Linked DNA regions of Homo sapiens: region 2 is linked to region 1. A link is a loop called in an ENCODE intact Hi-C map of the cell type or tissue named here. Cell type or tissue: natural killer cell. All regions are shown on one strand.

Region 1 (5,000 bases):
AGCCTGAACTGAACTCCTGGCCAGACAAGTGGAACCAAATCCCAGCTTCATCAATATCTAGCCATGTAAATGGAGCCATCTGGCCTCCATTTCCTCATCTGAGAAACAGGGATAATAATACCCAGTGCTGTATAAAGAGTAAATAAGTTAATATATGCAAAGTTCTTAGAAGAAAGCCTGGTATACAACAAGCATTAAATCAGTGTTCACTTTTATCCTTCCTACTAGGCCATGAGGATTTCGTATAAAGACGTGAAAAGGGGAAATAGATTCGTGTCTGCATTCAAACATCAATTCTCAGGAATCCTTGACATTTTCCTAGAAGTAGGCCTTAGAAAAAAATAACAGGCTTTAAGCCAAAATTATTTTTTCCAAACTTATTTCACAGCAGCACAGATTCTTAGGGCTGGCAGGGCCTTGCGTGCTGGAGAGAAGGAGGAACGTGGCCCAGGCTCCATCCTGGCATGGTCTTCAAACCCCCAAATGGAGCCCATGCCTTGTAGGTGGGCTCTGTGGTGACGACAGGGGAGCCAGCGGCCCTGAGCCCCAAGCCAGTCCTGCCACGAACTTGGCTGGATTCCTGCTGAGTCTCAGCTTGCTTATCTAGAAATTGAGGATCTTCCTTCACGTTGTTTTAGCAAAACCCACTCAGGATTATGCTTCTCCCAGGAAAGGGGACCACAGCAGGAAAGAGACGGGAGGGAGGCTCCTGGAAATTTTAGAAAGTGAGACCCAGAAGGGATCTTAGAAAGTTACTTAGTGGTAACTTAGCAGAAGTAGCTTAGCTGCTCCCCATTTTACTGATAAGGAAACTGAGGCCCCAGTGAGAGAAAGCGACTTGTCTAGTGTCAGAGCTGGCACTAAAACCCTTGTGCCTTGTCTTGTAGGGCCAGTGCCCATGGCACTGCAGCCACTGTCAGCTCAGGAGTGGGAAGCCCTCTTCTGAGTGGTGGTTGCTATGACTAGGCTGGAGGACAGGGAGTCTCCCCAAGTGTGCTTTGGCAAGAGGTTGGGAGAGACATCGCTTCTATTAATTGTGATGAAGATGATGGTGATAGCTGTAACTTATTGAGTGCTGGGTACCAAGCATTCTAAGAGCTTAATATTCACTTAACCTCCTGCGGTAGGAACCATTATCATCTCCCTTTGCAATGAGAAAACTGAGGCACAAGGAAGTGAAGCAAATGCCTAAGGCTTTCTATCTGGTTATGTGTGGGAACTTGGTTTTAAGCCAGACAAAATTTCCGAACCTGTGCCTCAACTATTTGCCTATACCAACTCCTCAGAGTATAATTTTGTACATTTCCAGTCCCTAGAAGCCCAGAGAAGGGAGTGGTGCTAGATTCAATTCAGTTTAACTTCTTTAGTTTATTTGTTGAAACCTACCATGTGATCAGCTGGATAGCCAAAACCACTAGCTGGTTCCAAATTAAATGTATCAATAGAAAATGTATTTCAGAATGTGGCCTCACACACTACACATATGTGCATGTGTGCATACACACACATACACACATGCACATATTGGAAAGGACTGAGAGCATGGTCAGACAGGAAGGAAACCAAATTCAGGATGCCAGAGTACCTAGCTCAAGCCCTGGCTCAGCTACTGACCAACCCTGGGGTACTCAGCAGGTTAATTCACCTGCTCTGTGAGGGGTGGGCTGTCTATACCATTCACCCTTGGATCTCCAGTTGCTCTCACTCCATCAGTGAATGGATTATTTCCTCACTGCTGCTTTCCAGCTGTGTGACTGTGGGCAAGTTGCTCAACCTCACTGTTCCTCAGTTTCCCCCATGTGTATAATAAGGATACTAATTGTACTTACGGGGCTGTTGCAAGGATTAAATGAATGTATAAGGGGCTTAGAGCTTGGCACAGAGTAAACATATACAAATATTAACCATGGTGGTGGTGATAATGGTGGCAATTAATATTATTAGCACTTTTTGTCTATTTGTAATTTGTAAAATGGGCCAATAATAGCATTGGTCTCCTAGGGTTATTCTGAGGACCAAATAAGATGATAGCACAGAGTATGGGCTCAGACCCCAACTCAGGGGTGGAGACAGGAAGAGAAAGCATGTACAGGGCAGCAGGGCACACAGCCATTCCATCTGAGAGGAAGAGGATGGCAGCAGGGGTGCGTCCTGGCATAGCAGGGGACAGGACATTACATCCCCTGGTGCCGGCTTATCCCTGTGGCTTCCCGCCCTGATGCTGCCACTTTGCACATGTGATCCAATCAACTGTCTCTTTAATTATGACACGGAGGAGAAGCCACAAACAGGTTTACCATATTCACGGTTTGCTGCGTCTGTGTTACATCCGGTGTGCATGTAAACAACATCTTGTGGCATTGTCTGATAAATTAAACATCTCTCCTTCCCGAGCTTGGAGAGGAGCGTCGGGTCTCTAAAGAGGGGCACGGATGACTCACCACCATGGCGCTAAAGAGCTTTGCCTGCAGCTCTTTCAGCAAAACACTCTGGAAGGAGCAGGGAGGGGAGAACGCGCTTCCAGCTGGGGTCTCTTTCCTAGGAGGAGACAAGTGGGACAGGATGTGCCCAAAGCTGGCTGCTTAGCTGAGGCCACCAGGGAATTGTTACTGAGGGAAATGGAGCTAACTCTCGCCCATTCCTGCAGCGCCTGCTGGGAAAGCAGGTGATGTGCTGGGAAAACATGCACTCAGCGCCATTCTGGAGCCTCATTTGACCCCTGCCCCAGCCCACCAACAAATCTTTATTGAAAGAACCTGATTTATAACTCACTGTGGCCATCCACTGGCTGTGTGACCTTGTGAAAGACACCTAACCTCTCTGGGTTTTGGTTTTCTCATGGGACCACAGACAACGTAGATAACCTTGTTGAAAGCAGGCAGCCAGGTGTCACCATCCCTTGAGATCCCCATCAGCTCTAGGAGCCATGACCTCTTCCCAGCCAGCCTTCGAGGAGAGCCCTTGACTCAGGAGATGAGCCAAAACTAAGACATCATGAGAACAAAAGGCAGACACTTCTAATTAGAAAACCACCACCAACATGAGTTACTTCCACCCCTCTGATCATCAGACTCACCTGAAGAGCCTTTTAAAAAATATCCAAAATACTCTGGGTCCCATTCCCAGAAATCCCGATGTAATTGATCTGCTGGAAGCCAGGCACTGAATTTTGTAAAACTCCTTGTAAGTCTAATATGTGGTTGGGATTGGAGACTGCTGACCTAGATAATCCATTTCCTGATCATCAAGAGTCGAAGGTGAGTTTAATTAAAGGAGAAGGTGGGAAGAGACTCTGGGGAACTAGATGCCTAAGCTACTTTGTAGCAGGCCTGAGATATTCCTTGGAGTCCAGCCCAGGCAGGCTGGAAATAGGATGCCACTCCTGATTCTACTTGCCAGTGAGTGTGAGCCGGACTGGGGCAGAAGATGTCCATTGGGCCACCAACATCCGAGGCCTGTTCTGGGCTGTGGGTCACGCCTGCTCTCAGGATTGCCCCAGTGTGGTGGCGAAACAGCCAAGTAAAGTGACGATGAGAGGAAGGCATTGTATCCTCTTCCCATGGAGCCTATGCTGGGAATTAAGGGGAGCAGGCAAGTGGAGAGATTAACTCTGTCTGGAAAGTTATAAAGGAGGGCTTCTAGAGACCAAGAGTGTTGAGCTTTGAAGGGTGTATACAAGTTTGCCAGGTGGAAAGCAGGGAATGGGAAACAGCAAGTTTGACCTAGGGGCTACCCCTGCTAACTCAGCACCTATGGGGTTCCCCGTGTACCCAGCTCTGCACCAGGCATTGCTGGAAGTATGGATGGGTGGTGATGCATACACACAAGAGAATGTGGGCCCTGCCTTTCTTACAGTGAGGTTGGGGAGACACAGGTTCAAAGGGAATTCAAGACGGTTTCATACAAAGAGAATTTCTAGTGGCAGCTCCTAATACATCTGTGTTATCAAAGAAAGTTTCTTGGAGGAGATAAGTCTGGAGAAACGTAGCGGCAGACAGAAGGCAGACACCAGCCCAGATAACTTCAATAAATGTGGGGAGGGGGAAAAGGCCTTCATACTTTATAATCCAGGTTCTGGCATGGCCCTGAGTGTGGATGGGGCATGGAAGGCCCAGTCTGACTAAGGTACAGGGTTGTGGCATGGGCTGAACGGAATCAGGCCAGGCTGGAGCCCAGTAGGAAGGGGCTTCCTAGGCCACGCTGGGCCCATCAGACACAATCTAGCCTGGACTACATTCATCCTTATACCAATGCAACCATAACATATAGCTTTTAATATATATTTTAAGGAGGAAAGAAACTAAAGGAAAGTCACACCACCACTCTAGGGCAAAACACTTGGGTGGGATTCTAAATCCTTGGATGCTCTTTCAGGTCCTACCTTTAATTAGCTGTGCATCCTTGGCCAATTCACCCATCCTCTCTGAAGCTCAGTTTGCTCTTCTGTAACCTGGGAAGGGTAGACCCATCTCACAGGCAGCACATCCCAGGAGCATTGTCAGCCTGGACTACATCAAGCATGGTGCCCCCTGGAATTGTACAAGGTGGAATGGCCAAGAGTGAGAAGTCGACAGAGTAGGAAATGTGAAATTGCTTTAAAAGCAGCTGTGAGAAGAGCTTAGTTTTAGGGGAAGGGATGAGGGCTCCCTTCCTCAGCCTCATCATCCCCATTCCATGTACATCATAACATATCTTTCCACTGAAACAAAAACAACTTCTCAGTTTCCAGTGCTGATGGCACAACCTATAGAAGCTGTCTGTGCACCCCTTGAGCACACATCTCATGACACCCCACCAGCCCCTGAGGCCTGGGACCTCGTTTTGCCCTCCCCACACCTTCCTCGCCTGCACACACACAGCTTAGCATCATACAGACGGTGCTTGTCTCTAGTACGGAGTGGAATCCCTCCCAAGCCATCCCCCAAGTCCCTCCTTTTCCATTTTTCCTCCAGGGGCCCTACTGGGCTCACATCCTTGTCTCTCTTCCCTGCGATGCTCTC
Region 2 (5,000 bases), 69 kb after region 1:
CCTGCATGTACCCCAGCAGAGCAGGGACGACTCCTCATCAGCCTCACTCCCATCTGCCACCCAGAATGGCCTCTCCCCAGCTGGAGCAGGAGAGGGAGGAGAGTGAGCCAATTTCTGGGGCTTCAGACCCATGCACCTCAATAAACAGTGCTGGAGAGACTCCCAGAAAATTACAGATGAGATAAGTCTGTGATTTACTCACACGTGATTTATTTACATGATTACTTCCACACTAAGATGACAGGCCCATATGGCCATCCTCCAGGGACCCTGGTGTGCAATTAATGGCTCTGTTCTGTGTTCATTGTCCCCATAGGCCCTGGCTGCTCCCAGACTTGGGGCAGGACAGAGGAAGGAGGATAATTACACTGCTGCTTTTAGTAATTCACAGGCAAAATCAGGATGGTGCACCTCTAGGCTAGGCCAGCCCCACCTTAAAGCTCCTGGCTAATGAACAAATCCCATAGGAAGGCTCCTCTGCCCATCTGGCAGAGACCCCAACCCCTAAAACTACCTGTGCCCTCAGGCGGCTCATCTTCTGCCACCAGGAGGGGTCCTGCTGCGAGGTGGGTGGAATGGATGGTGTTAGTCTGTAAGAGATGATAGAAAGATAAATAGAAGATAGACAATAATAAAGTATGTAAGCATTCACTATATATATAAATGATTTATTGAGTATATATTGTATGCCAGTGCTTGGTGTACATTACTTCTGATCCTCATATAACTCTGCAAATTGGGTTTGCAAACTGCTTTTACAAATAAGAAGACAAAAGCTACGGAAAGTTAAGTAAGGGAGTAAAGATATAGTCAATAAATTGTGGAGATGGGATTTGAGCCCAGGTCACTTTGATGCTAACTCCTGTGTGCTTTCGGGGTCAGGGACGTGCTGCTGCCCCTACTTCCACAACCCCAATATCCCATCCCCTTCCTCCTGCCTCCCCCGTGCTCCCATCACCCCTCTTCCAGTGATGTTCTTGTGAAATTCTAGAATGTTAAAAGCACAGAGAAGGAAAGTGAATTGCTCAAGGCTGAACAAGTCATGACAGAGTGGGAGTTAGAGCCTCATCCTCCAGCCTGGACATGAGGATGGCTGGTGGGTGGGGACGGCTCTGCTCCCCCACCCTCCCTCCTGCTGACTCCAGGGTTGGGAGTGCATCAGGACCTTCCACTTGGCTGGACAGAGTGGGGCTTCCCAGCTGCCCACCTGAGACCTCCTGCTATAGGTCGTCACTCTCCCCACCCTTAATTAATTCCTTCCTGAGCAGACTGCTTGTTAGAGACAGAGGTATCCAGGGAGAATCAGCAGAAACACAGCCCAGCGAAGTGCTGAGTGGGCTCCTCCTGACTGCTGGGTGGAAAGGGCAACTCTCCGTGGGGTGAGGCAGCAGGCAGGATGATGCAGCAACTCAGCAGCCGGATGCCCAGCTAGTCTCTCACCAGGGGGTCTGCCTCCAGGCATGCAGCTTGGAACAGCCCCCAAGGAAGTGTCAATAAGTTTCTCGGTCACTCATTCATGCACGAGTGCTGGCTGTCCCCATTATAAAAAATGGACACCTCACATTTATAAATGCTTCACCACTTACATACTGTGTCCAAGTAGATGTGCGTCTTAGGTTTTCCAGACGGTCCTTTGGGGGAGGTGGTAGTGTTCTCATTCCCGTTTGACAGATGAGGAGGCTGAGATTCAGAGAAGCAAAATCCCTTGTTCAAGATTGCTCAGCTAGCAGATGGTGGGGCCAACATTTGAAACTGATCTTCAAATACCAAATGCAAACATCATCATGGCTTCTTTTTATTGCATAAACATACTCTCAGCAGCATACTCTGTACTGAACAAATATCATAGTACTTAATTTTCACAAAGACACCATATGATTGCTGTTACGAACCCATTTTGCAAGTGAGAAAACTGTGAAGGCGAGGCTCAAACATGGGAAGTGACTCACCAGGCATGGCACAGTCAGTAAACCTTCTTCACTAGAGCACAAATTCACCCTGGGGGTCGATACAGGTTCCTTCTTATGATACAGCTTCTGATCTGACAGAGGGAGATGGTTATAATTGAAGGAAAAGGTGGGGCCCCAATGCCCCTCCATGAAATGACTGAGGGCTTCATTTTACCCAGATTTGCTTTATTAAGGGTGCAATAGTTTGAATGCTTGTGTCCTCTTTGAGATTCATAGGTTAAAACCTAATCCTGGATGATAGGATGAAGAAGTGGAGCCTGTAAGGGGTGATAAAGTCATGAGGGCTTGTGGCTACCGAGGGGGCTCTCTGTCTCTCTTGCCCTTCCACTGCTGCCATGTGAGGATACAGAAAGAAGGCCCTTATCAGACCAAATGCTGGCACCTTAATCTTGGGCTTCCAGCCTCCAGTTCTGTGAGAAAATTTTGTTGCTGTTTTTTAAAAATATAAATTATTCTGTGGTATTCTGTTAAGCAATACAAAGAAACTAAGACAAAGTGTTACTGTTGACTTCACCATTGGCATTGAAACAAAATACAGTGTTTACCATTCCTTCATTTATTGCCAGGCACCCCTAGCATTTAACACACTTTACCTCATTTAGTCCTGACTATATTCCTACACAGTAGGTACTAGTGTTCCTATTTAACTGAGGCAGAGGGTAAGTAATCTGCCTAGGGTCACGCAGCTAGTCATTGCTAGAGCAGGATTTGAACCCAGGCCCAGCTGCTGTGAACCACCATGCTGGATCTTCAGCGACTTCTTCCCAGGCATTTGATTCCTGCCAACTTCTGCTCTGGAGTTGCTCTACTCTTCATCCATTGGGGCACATGTAGAATAGCATCAGATGGCCAGGGGTTCTTTCTACCCCTCCCCAAATGCTGTCTCCTTCCCCAGATCTGACAGGACCACCCAAGCCCATAGACAATAGAACCAAGAAGCCCCTGCCGAGGGTGACTGCCACCCATATGTTCATCAGCCTCCCTGAAGTGACACATCTATTTCCAACAACCTCTCCTCTTCCTGCTCACCTGGTAGAATTGGCTTTGCGATATTTTTTGCCATTTTTTATTGTAAAATATACATAACATTTACCATTTTAACCACATTTGAGTGGACAGTTCACTGGCACTAAATACATCATATTGTTGTGCAGTCACTGTCACCATCCATTTTAGAACTTTTTCATCACCCCAAACTAAAACTCTGTACTCACTAAATAAGAATTCCCCATTCCTCACTCCCCCCAGCACCCAGCAACCACCCTGCTACTTTCTGTCTCTATGAATTTGACTACTCCAGGTCTTTTATATAAGTGGAATCACACAAGATTCACACAAGTTGTAGCATGTACCAGAATTTCATATAAAATGCTTCACAAATTTGCTGTCATCTTTCTGCAGGGGCCATGCTGACCTCTGCATGGTTCCAGTTTTAATGGAAATGCTGCCAAAGAGAGCATACGATAGCATTTTCAAGGAGGCTGGTGCTGGCTTTGCTCCGGGTGATGCCCCCATGAAATTATGGATCTGCCAACTGGCGTGAATGGTCCGACCAGGTTCATCATTAGGTGGTGTTTACTTGGTGTCTGCTGGCTGTTCTAGCGTGACTTGGGCACAGCTGGTGGGGAATCTTCACTTTGCACACGTCTGTGTTTATAACAAGGTATAATTGATCTGACACCTTCTGCATTTTTTCTCCAAGTGATGAGTTGTTGTTGAACAAGCTCTTCTCAGCTCCTCCAGGAGATAAATGACAAGTAGCATCATTGTAGTCATCGCCATTGTGGTACCAGATGACCCAGGAAGGGAGCAGACATGTTTATTCCTATTGTACTTGATTTCTCACACTCACCACAGAAGGCTAGTATTACTCTCCCATTTCACATGTGAGGAAACAGAGGTTCAGAGAGAGGAAAGTCACATGGTCTACAGTCACACATCTGGTCGGGGGCAGAACTAGCCTTCAAAGAGAGATTTCTGTCTGAGTCCAAAGCCTACACTCTTTCCTCTAAGATATGCCAACCCAGTCCCTGGGGGCTGGAAGCTAAGGACAATTAAATACAATTAAATAGAGAAGACTTCTATATCTGTGGAGACCTGAATGAGGACACACACACATACACAGAATGAGAGAGAGAGAGGCAGGCCTTACATGGGCTCAAGAGCTTGCCTGGGTTGGCTGAGCCTGCAGTCGTGGGGACACTGTTTAAGCAATGTGGCTTAACAGCAGTCCTGGGAAAGCACAGGGCCTCTCCATTGACAGTCTGCTCAGTGTGACCACCAGTGGGATGTGGCTTCTAGAGAATCCAGTGTACTTCCAGGGAGGGGGTGGTGTCCACAAGTGTGATGTCTGACTGGGGCAATGTAGGGTCTGACTACTGAGAACCCCCAAAGAGAAGGGCCAAAGACAAACTGACATGTGATCAGGTATGATCAGACGGGGCAGCCTGCCAGCAAACTAGAAACTGTGCTATGAGGAAATGGTTGGAGGAAATGGAAATGTGAATTCTTCAAGGTGGGATGAGAGAGTGGCCTCACAATATGGGAAGCAACAACATGTCCAAAAGAAAGAAACAGGCTTGTTCTGGGCAGCTGTGGGGTTGCATTGGGCTGGTGGGAGGAAGACGCAGTCTGTCAGACCACGGCCCCCATGAGTCACTCAGAGTTGTCCAGAGCTAGGATGACTGCCTGGCATGTCCTGGAAGTGTGTGAGCAGAGGGTGCTGACAGCCAGGTGGGCCTGCTATGGAGGCGCTGATGAGCAGGGGGGCTCTCAGGGTCCTTCTCAACCTGGAGTTCCTAGGATCTGTGCATGGTGAGGGCAGAGGAGAACTGGGAAGAGCAAGCAGACACCTTGGTTAGTCAGCAAGAGAAGTGCCTGGATCAGCGGGCAGGCTGGCCCCAGTGGCCTGCACCAAAACAGACTGCCAGACCTCAGACGGCTGGCCTGCAGAGCTGGCTGTGCACCTGATCCATGAGCCAGTATCCAGCCTCAGGCCTGGATTCACTTCTCTGTCCTCAGTCACAAACA

Evidence for each region. A loop is a pair of places that touch in the nucleus more often than their neighbours do. Peaks named below come from ENCODE experiments on the same cell type or tissue, not always from the same donor. Only the 100,000 strongest peaks of a DNase experiment are listed, where the experiment ranks them.
Region 2: a loop joins it to region 1, with 5 times the contacts of the local background. A loop is called at or near these places in 1 of 110 quality-filtered maps.

Annotation. Positions count from the first base shown.
Region 1 is chr6:40,475,267-40,480,266 of GRCh38, reverse strand. The region is part of intron 1 of LRFN2 (leucine rich repeat and fibronectin type III domain containing 2); the gene reads left to right. Among named protein-coding and RNA genes, the nearest start is that of TDRG1, 99 kb to the right of the region's middle. In natural killer cell, no CTCF peak of the experiment used is centred here; DNase peaks (open chromatin) are centred at 2,306 and 2,836; H3K27ac peaks cover 1,346 bases.
Region 2 is chr6:40,406,283-40,411,282 of GRCh38, reverse strand. All of the region lies in intron 2 of LRFN2 (leucine rich repeat and fibronectin type III domain containing 2), which reads left to right. It also overlaps the pseudogene RNU6-250P. Among named protein-coding and RNA genes, the nearest start is that of TDRG1, 30 kb to the right of the region's middle. RefSeq lists an enhancer at 1,274-1,775. In natural killer cell, no CTCF peak of the experiment used is centred here; no DNase peak of the experiment used is centred here; H3K27ac peaks cover 2,686 bases.